3 separate regions of the Homo sapiens genome follow, and all the other regions are linked to region 2. Evidence: chromatin contacts called from ENCODE Hi-C or POLR2A ChIA-PET data. All regions are on one chromosome and are shown on one strand. Each heading gives the region's core, a stretch centred on a gene start or an enhancer-like site at or near the end of the contact. The rest is flanking DNA. Distances are from core to core; before and after follow the strand shown.

The links. Hi-C counts contacts between places; a loop is a spot of excess contacts on that map. ChIA-PET counts read pairs that join two places held with the same protein, here RNA polymerase II (POLR2A). Pooled maps may share reads with other maps.
Region 1: a map of naive thymus-derived CD4-positive, alpha-beta T cell shows a loop between it and region 2 (11-fold over the local background). The contact joins the promoter of PIP4K2B here to the enhancer-like site in region 2. A Hi-C loop is called at or near these places in 1 of 168 maps with a recorded cell type or tissue (naive thymus-derived CD4-positive, alpha-beta T cell) and 7 of 50 pooled maps. POLR2A ChIA-PET finds 5 or more read pairs at or near these places in 2 of 52 experiments (H1 and naive thymus-derived CD8-positive, alpha-beta T cell).
Region 3: a loop to region 2 is called in a map of CD8-positive, alpha-beta T cell, with 2.6 times the contacts of the local background. The contact joins the promoter of SOCS7 here to the enhancer-like site in region 2. A Hi-C loop is called at or near these places in 4 of 168 maps with a recorded cell type or tissue (CD4-positive, alpha-beta T cell, CD4-positive, alpha-beta memory T cell, CD8-positive, alpha-beta T cell and 1 more) and 8 of 50 pooled maps. POLR2A ChIA-PET finds 5 or more read pairs at or near these places in 3 of 52 experiments (Caco-2, Panc1 and activated T-cell).

Annotation. Positions count from the first base shown.
Region 1 is chr17:38,798,044-38,801,142 of GRCh38, forward strand. PIP4K2B (phosphatidylinositol-5-phosphate 4-kinase type 2 beta) reads right to left here and starts at 1,513. Exons shown (of 10, transcript NM_003559.5): 1 at 1,223-1,513. The coding sequence starts at 1,381. CWC25 (CWC25 spliceosome associated protein) reads right to left here. Exons shown (of 10, transcript NM_017748.5): 10 at 2,398-3,099. RefSeq lists an enhancer at 690-1,508.
Region 2 is chr17:38,556,894-38,559,603 of GRCh38, forward strand. It overlaps SRCIN1 (SRC kinase signaling inhibitor 1), which reads right to left. Exons shown (of 19, transcript NM_025248.3): 10 at 2,692-2,710; 11 at 1,334-1,509. Among named protein-coding and RNA genes, the nearest start is that of SRCIN1, 48 kb to the right of the region's middle. Within about 2 kb of position 1,363, at least 19 of the 41 ENCODE cell types and tissues checked have a DNase peak (open chromatin) inside an H3K27ac peak, as active enhancers do; they include CD8-positive, alpha-beta T cell and mammary epithelial cell, where a contact is called at or near this core.
Region 3 is chr17:38,350,485-38,353,456 of GRCh38, forward strand. SOCS7 (suppressor of cytokine signaling 7) reads left to right here and starts at 1,360. Exons shown (of 10, transcript NM_014598.4): 1 at 1,360-2,548. The coding sequence starts at 1,569. LOC124903991 (a long non-coding RNA gene) reads right to left here and starts at 512. Exons shown (of 2, transcript XR_007065738.1): 1 at 434-512; 2 at 1-241.

The DNA of each region.
Region 1 (3,099 bases), core at 263-2,762, 240 kb after region 2:
AGCTCAGATTACGGTTCATCGATCTCCACCCAAAGGCACCTTCAGCTCCTCTGCCAAAGCAATGCAAAGTCTTGCTGGCCCTCTTTGTCATCGCTTGGTCTTGTGAGCAATTTCAAGCACTCACAAGTGAACCTAAAGAACTGAAATCCACAGGAAACCCAAGCTTGATCCTCCTTATTCCAAAATTCTAGTTAGTGAAGTTGGTGTTTCGGGTCCTTTTACTTCCTCTGCTCATTCCTAGTGTGGGGATTCATAAAGAAATGGTCAGAAGGCAAAGAGCAAGTGGTTGGAAGAGGGAGAATAAAGACCCTGAACAAACACCACATAAACAGTCTTCCAGCTTAAACTGTCAGGATCCAACTTCCTGGCAGGGGCTGTTGAACAATCTCAAAGCACCCTAAGGACCCAGGGGACCTATCTCTCCTATCTAGGACCATAATCACTATGCATCATCACAACATTGCAGCCACACAACAGATAAGTCAACATCTTTAAAATGATCACCTTCAAAAACTATGGGAAGACATATTATTTCTACTATGAATAGTCCCTCCTTATAACCAGGCATCCTCTTCTCTCAAATGGTTAATAGCCATTCTTTCTTCTCCCTAACCCAGAGAGACCCAGGTGAAGTGTCTGGTTCAAGGAAGCCTGTGCTTCTCCAGTTGATACATCTTGTTCAAGAGGGAAAAAAAAGGAAACCCAGGGTGGAGTTCTACATTCAAAGGTAAGGAGGCCTGGAGGATGGAAGAATTTGAGCAGCCACAACAACCAAACGATCAGAAAGAGAGGACTATTTGGGCAGACCACTGCTACTTGACAGAGCTGGCAGCCGGCTGTAAGGAACAAGGGGGAATATACACCCTCACAAACAGGATGAGGGGGGAGGAGGAGAAGCAGGGATGAAAGCGACTCCACTGCACTGAGGCCTTGCCTTTGCGCTCCATGGGCTGCCCCAAGCGAGCACGCCACACGCAGGAAGCCAGAAGGGCTGGAGGGAAGGGGAGGTGGCGACGGCAGACCACAGAGACACCAGGCCTCGCGTGGCGTGCGGGGAGTGCACACGGGGCCGAAAGGCGTGCAAGGGTGGGGTGGGCGTGCAAGTGGCTTGGCGAGGGGTGGCAGGCGTCACCGGCAGGGCCTGCGGGGCAAGGGCCCAGGGCTGCAGGGGGCGTGGGAGCGCGCGGGGCCGCGCTCAGAGGGGCGCGCAGGAGCTGGTTACCGTGTGGTTCACCCCCCACATCAGGACGCTGAGGATCGGCTCGCTGGCCCGGAATAGCTTCACTTTCTGGCACACGAAATGCTTCTTCTTGGTCTTGGTCTTGCTGGCGCTGAGCGGCGCCACCGCCACCGCCGTGGTGCTGGTGCAGTTGGACGACATGCCCGGGGCGGCGGCGGCGGCGGCGAAAGAGGGGGGCGGCGGAGACAGCGCACAAGCCAGCGGCCTCAGGCCTCCCCCGGACCGATCCCCACCCCCGCTCCCTCACCGCGCCATGGTCGCGCCCGTCCCGTTACCTCCCACCCCGCCCCGGTGGTTCCGTCCGCCCCACGCCCCGCCCTCCCGCCCCGCCCCGGGGAGCCCGCCGGCCCGCTCCGCACCCCGCCCCCGGGCGGTGCAGCCGCCCTGCAGTCCCCTGGCCCCGTCCTCCCCGTCCGCGTGGTACGGCCCGTCCCGGGGAGGCAGCGGCCGCCCCGCCCGCCCCTCCTCCCCGGGCCTGACAGAAACCCGCCTGGCCTCCGAACGCCTCGGGGCCCCGTGCCGGAGCCGGAAGGGGAGGAGGGCTGGGCAGGCGTCGCTGTGGACCGCGGGAGGGGCTCCCCGCCCGGGCCCCCCAACGCCAGGGTTTGGCTCTTTCCCGCAACCCGAATGCCAAGATGGCGGCGATGCCACCGCTCCGGAAGGGAAGGAGGGACGGGAATGCGAGGAGGGCGGGACGTACCATGCCCACCCCGGGGGAGAGGAGGGACGCAGCAAGGGGAAGAGAAAGTCCAGCCTAGAAAGCCAAGGAACGCCCCCTCGCTCCACCTAAGCGTGGATCTGCCCACTCTGCTGGGCCCCGGGCGCGCTCCACCCGCGGGGCACGCCCCTTGCCCCCAGGGCCAATGAGAGAAGCAGGCCAGGAACACTGGTTTTTATGAATGGGCCCCGCGCCCACCCACCTGCTGCCTGTTCTCCCCGCAAAGGGTCAGAGCTCAGAGGCCGCCAGCACCTTCAGACACCTATCCCACTAATCGTCTTACTCTGGCTCATTTCGTAAAATCTTTGAGTAAACTGCCCCACGCTTTGTTACATAATTCTCAGATGAGGGATCTCCATATATTCGACACAAATTACAGGTCAACGTTGTTCTTTCTGCATGGAAATTCGTAAACACGGTACTCCACAGGTGGTCGCTCTTTAAACAGTTACAAAAATAAATGTGGCCTTTATTACCAATTATAAAATAAACATAATTAACCCCGGCATAATGAAGTGATTAAATGAATAAAAACGTATGTTACATTCTCTAGGGAAAGATCGGGTTTCAAGCATTACAGTGCCTGGCATCATAAGTGTTCAAAAACAGAAATCCAAATACATTTTAAGCAGAATTAGGAATTAGCAGAACAAGGAAATCGCCCAGCTAATGTGCGGGTCAAGAGGGCCTAGGAGTTCACTGGTCAAATGAGGGCTTCTGGTGAAAGAATAGAGAAGGGAAAAGGAGTAAAGACAGGAGAGTGGCCCCTCGAGGGTTTTGTTTTGTTGCTGTTGTTTTTTGAGACGGAATCTCGCTCTGTCACCCAGGCTGGAGTGCGGTGGCACAATCTCGGCTCACTGCAAGCTCCGCCTCCTGGGTTCACGCCATTCTCCTGCCTCAGCCTCCCGAGTAGCTGGGACTACAGGCGCCCGCCACCACGCCCGGCTAATTTTTTGTATTTTTTTAGTAGAGACGGGGTTTCACCGTGTTCGCCAGGATGGTCTCGATCTCCTGACCTCGTGATCCGCCCACCTCAGCCTCCCAAAGTGCTGAGATTACAGGTGTGAGCCACCGCGCCCAGCCTGTTTTTTGTTTTTTTTTTAGTACCTGACTGAAAGAGACTAGCAAACAACTCCTGAAA
Region 2 (2,710 bases), core at 113-2,612:
TTTCCTTTAATGTCTCGGTAAAGTTGCTTTTGAAAATTCCAACCCCCCTCCTCTGGGCTGAATGAAAAGGGACAAGGAAAGGATAGAAAATCTGGAGAAATGGAATTCCCTGGGTGAGGAGAGATGACACCTGCCAGTCTGCTTGGAGATCTGGCTGGAGTCCTCACTAAGTTATCACACCTAGAGTGATGGGGTGGCCCCTTACCCTATTTCAGCCACATGGTGTCATGGGAATTGTTGCCTTGGGCCTTGCTAAAATGCACATGTACCACCAGGCTATGTGGGCCTCAGGCTGAGGAGCAGCAACCCATCTCAAGGAGCCCGTCGCAAGAGGCTCATTTATGACTTAGTGAGGAAGCTGGGCTCCAAGGAGCAGCCTCTCCTGGCTCCCGGAGTCACTGGCCAGTACAACTCAACCCCTTGTTGAAAAGAGAGGTGAAAAACTTAATGCTGGGTACAGATGAGGACACTGGGGCACAGAGAGGGGCAGGAACTGCCCTGATCACTCAGCCTCTCAGTGCTGGCACTGGACTCCAGGTCCCCTAGTGCCCTGTGTCACCAAGAGAGGGCCCAAAGGAAGGAGCAGGGCCTCTGTCTCAGATCCTTATCACTGGCGAGGGAAAGCAGGGTGGGTGCTCACTCCCTGAATGGACACTGAAAGGCAGCGTCTCCCTTCAAAGGTGCCAGACAATGGAATGGTTGGCCAGACAGCCATTTGCTAAATTTGGATCAGAAGACTGTCTTCTGTTAACCCCTCCATGCCTAAGCATGCGGAGGCACAGTGTTCGCGATTCCTCCTTCCTTCTGAAAACACTACAGCCCTGTTCCAGCTGCACTAGGAAGGAAGGTGGGTTTTCCTTGGCTATATCTGGACTCAGAGATCAGGGAATCGGATCTCCAATGATGGCTGGTCAGCGCCAGGCTGGAGCAGTGACGGCACCTGAACGCTGCACCTGAACTCACTACCCAAGGGTCACTTTGCACGGGTCACAGGCCAAAATGAAAGTAGGCAGAGGGCAGAGGGAAATCAGGCAGCTGGCCACATGACAGTGAAGCTGCAGGCCACAGGAAGCCTGAGTGTGGATCATTATGAAGCAAGACCATAGCAAAAGCAGGCATCAAGCCAGAAAAAAGAAATCAGGAATAATGCCAGCCGGTCAAAAGTTTGTGGGTCACAGTGAAATCAGGCCAGAGGAGAATGAAATCAGGCTTCAGAACAGACCAACGCCACCTGTGACTCAGAGGGAAGGGAGCTGCGCCTCCCAGGGAAACCAGGTTGCGGGTCACTCCAGCCGCACCCCCACCCCTCCCTCCGCCGCGGGCCCAGCCTCACTTGAGCTGCTGGGTAATAAGCTCCTCGTCGTTGAGATAGCGCAGCCGTTCCTCTTCCACCAGGGTGCGCTGCCGCTGCAGCGGGTCCTCCTGCCGCCGCGCCGCCTCCGACACGCGCATGCTCAGCTCTGCCTCCGTGCGCTTCAGCAGCGCGCGCACCGACTCCTGGTTCTGTAGCTGCGGGACGCACGGACGGATGGACCCGGGTGGGGGGAGCGGAGCCGCGAGGCAGGGGAAGGGCCGGGAGAAGGCGGGTAGAGGACTGCCCAATCCAGGGCGGGGCTCTGCAGAAGAAGCGGCTGCTTGGCTCCGCCTCAGGCAGCAGCGAAGGGGTGGGATGGCGAAGGGCAGGGGCGGGATGGCGAAGGGCAGGGGCAGAGGGCTAAGTTCTGGGGAAGAACAGAGGCAGGAGGAGAACGGATGGGGATCGTGGAGAGGGGAGCGTTAAAATGGGCCATGCAAAGGGGGAGCTGCATGGCTGTGGCCGCGAGCAGGGGTGGTATTGCAGGGGGAGGAGGGCAAGGTTAAGTTCTGGGGAATATGAGGCAGGAGAAGGGGTTGGGAATATTTGCGGGACAGGGTGTAGCCCTATGTAGGTCCCTGCCGACAGTGCGGCCGCATGGCTATGGCTTCCATCATCCCGGAATGGGGACGGGACTGGAATGAAGGACTCAAGCGCTGGCATTTGATAGAGCTTCTATGGCTGGGACAGGAAGACTAAGTTGATGATCGATCCAACCCTGTTCCAAGCCTGAATGGCGGGGGTGGGCAAGATCTTACCCGTTGCCCAGATGGCAATTCTCTGCCCCCTCCCCAGCCTGTCTCTGCTAATTATCCTCACCTGACGGCCCCTGGGCCTGCTTGAGGAGCGGACTCGGCGATGCCAAGCTCCTGACAGGTGGGACCATCTGCCAAGCAGGGCCGGGGAGACTGTTGGGGCTCAGGAGGGAGGAGCTGAGAGGACTTGGGGGAAGGGCTCTCGCTGACTCAGGGAAAGGGATGCAGGGCAGGAAGGAACTGGAACTGCCCCGAGGGATACTGACGACGGAGGGGCTCAGTGGGTGACTGGGGCTCCAGGAGGGCGATGGGGACTCAGGGAAGGAGAAGGAGGGCTCAATGAGGGGGTCACGGGCGAGGGATAAGGCCTTGGTGAGGAAGTGGAGGTTCAGCGAGGGAGCGGAAGCTCAAGAAAGGGGAAGGGGAGAAAGGGTTCGGAGAGAGGCCAGTGAGCGGCGAAGGACTCGGGCGTGGAAGCTCTGGGAAAAGGATGAGGTAGTAGGGGATGGGGCGGGACTTGCGGCAAGGGACTTCTACCAGTAGGTGGGCGTTGGTGGGGCGGGGCCCAGGACGGGGCGGTACCTGGAGCTTGCGCAACTGC
Region 3 (2,972 bases), core at 110-2,609, 210 kb before region 2:
CAGGCTATGAACACATTTCCATTCTGAAAAGGTCCCTCTGGTTGCAGGACTCAACCCTCCACCCTCTTCCCCTCAATGCACCCTCAGGTATTAGAAGTCACTGAGTTCTGCAGCTGATCCTTCCTCCTTTTCCCTTGCATCTCTCAATATCTCCCACTGGGACTATTTCAATGGGCTCCCTGCCTCCAGTCTCACCTCCTCCACACAAAAAGCTTGATCTTATTTGATCCTCACAACATGCCTGCAAGCAAGCAAAATTGCAATCCTTATCCCTGTGTAAAGATAAGAAGGCCGGGCGTGGGCGCGGTGGCTCACGCCTGTAATCCCAGCATTTTGGGAGGCCAAGGCGGGTGGATCACCTGAGGTCAGGAGTTCAAAACTGGCCTGGCCAACATGGTGAAACCCTGTCTCTACTAAGAATACAAAAAATTACCTGGAGCGAGGCAGGAGAATTGCTTGAACCCGGGAGGCAGAGGTTGCAGTGAGCCAAGATAGCGCCATTGCACTCCAGCCTGGGCAATAGAGAAAGATTCCATCTCAACAACAGCAAAAACTTAATGTGTTGTCTGTAGCCGTTACATTATGAATAGCACAAAAATTGAGTAAATATTCTTCCAGTATTTGAAACCGTTTTCTGACTCAGCAAAGAAGTTGCTCCCATCATTGACAATCCAATTAAGTTTTGTCTTTTTCAGTTTTATCAACCAACATTCACCTTTACAATTACACTCCTAGGTCAACTGCAATCACAGTTTGGCTACCCATATAAGAGTTTGGCAAAAATCAATGAAAGCATTCTGTGAGAAAGAGTTATATGGAATTTGCCAATTTACTATTAATTGTAAATTGTGAACTACACATCCTTTATGTCAGTAAAACTTAACGACAAATTTTTGTACCTATATATGTGCATACATTCCCGTTCTCCCCCCAGAGAGCTGGTTGTTACACATTTATCAGTACAGCACTGGGTCTAGAACACGATTCATGTACTGATTCCACAAACATTCACTGGGTGCCAGGCGGACGGAGATACAGATTAATGATGAAATGACTCAGCCAAGGTCACACATCGCAAGCGGCGTAGATGGCAGAACCATATGTGCTCCCAAGGCCAGCGGCGCGCTCCCAGGACCAGACCATGGTTTCCAAGGCCTCTCCACTCTACCGAATGGGATGGCCTGGGCCTGGGCGCCCAGGAAGTGAAAAGCAAGGACCGGGAAAAGAGACCAACGCCAGCCAACAGACAGCTCACCGCCAATAGGGGCCGGGGGCGCGCGCGGCGTCACTCGCCGTGGAGGCCAGCGCGAGCACGCCCTGGGGAAAGTGGCGTGGCTAAGCCCTTCCGGAAGTGACGTCGGCTTGGGGGCGGTGCTCGGCGGTGGCGGAGCGCGGCCTGGGCTCGCGCTGGGCTCCGCGCGCCCCCCGCCCCCCTCTATGAGGCAGAGGCCGCGGCGGCCGTTAGCGCTGTCGCTCCGGGGGCCGCGGCGGGCGGGGCTCCGGCGGGGCCCGGCCTAGTCCCCACCCCAGCCCGGCTCCCAGCCGCCCGCCCTCCCTCCCTCTCCCCGATGCAGGAGGCCGAGCTCCGGGATGGCGAGGCGGCGGCGGCGGCCGCTTCGTACCGCGTCCTGAGCCGCCTCCTTGGCTATGGAGAGGCGGCCCCCGAGCCAGGCCCTCCGCCACCGCCCCCGGGCCATGGCCCCCCGCCGCCACCCTTCCTCGCGCGGCCCGGCCCGCGGGGCTCCCGGCCGCCGCAGCTGATGGTGTTCCGCAACGTGGGTCGGCCGCCGGAGGAGGAGGACGTGGAGGCGGCCCCGGAGCCGGGACCCTCGGAACTGCTGTGTCCCCGGCACCGCTGTGCCCTGGACCCCAAGGCCCTGCCGCCGGGCTTGGCGCTCGAGCGGACCTGGGGCCCGGCGGCTGGACTAGAGGCGCAGTTGGCGGCTCTGGGGCTCGGGCAGCCGGCGGGGCCGGGGGTCAAGACAGTCGGTGGGGGTTGCTGCCCGTGTCCGTGTCCTCCTCAGCCGCCCCCTCCGCAGCCCCAGCCGCCTGCTGCCGCCCCGCAGGCCGGGGAGGACCCCACGGAAACGAGCGACGCGCTGCTGGTCCTGGAGGGCTTGGAATCGGAGGCCGAGAGCCTGGAGACTAACAGCTGCTCGGAAGAGGAGCTCAGCAGCCCGGGTCGCGGAGGAGGAGGGGGCGGCCGGCTTCTGCTGCAGCCCCCAGGCCCTGAATTACCTCCGGTGCCCTTCCCGCTGCAGGACTTGGTCCCTCTGGGGCGCCTGAGTAGAGGGGAGCAGCAGCAGCAGCAGCAGCAGCAACCTCCCCCGCCCCCGCCTCCTCCCGGGCCCCTCCGGCCACTCGCGGGTCCTTCTCGGAAGGGCTCCTTCAAAATCCGCCTCAGTCGCCTCTTTCGCACCAAGAGCTGCAACGGTGGCTCCGGCGGTGGGGATGGGACCGGCAAGAGGCCTTCTGGAGAGCTGGCTGCTTCAGCTGCGAGCCTGACAGACATGGGAGGCTCTGCGGGCCGGGAGCTGGACGCGGGGAGGTGAGACCGGCCGGGGGCTGGCCGACAAACTTCCTTTTCTTGTTTGGTTTCCCTTTTTATCTATTGCTATCGCGATCCTGACAGTTCTTAAGATAGGGTCTTCAGGAGGAGGCAGAGACTTGGGACCAAAGGTGGTAACATCTCGCATAAGGTCAGCGCTAATTGTGGAAACAGCTTTCACTCTTAAAGAGTGCACACTCCGTGACACTTCTCAGCTGGTTTGCATCTGTCTTGTTGGAAGATGGTTTCAGACCATCCTCCCATCCCCATCCTGGCATGGCTTTTTAAGTTTTTCCAAGGCGGCTGTGTGCCATTGTCCCTGGAAGGGAGATTGCTGGAAGTGTTTGGCCTTTGGGGCAAAAAGCTGGTGTTGCACCTTGACCGCCTTGCTTATTCTGTGTACCAGCACCGCACCTCCCTTCAC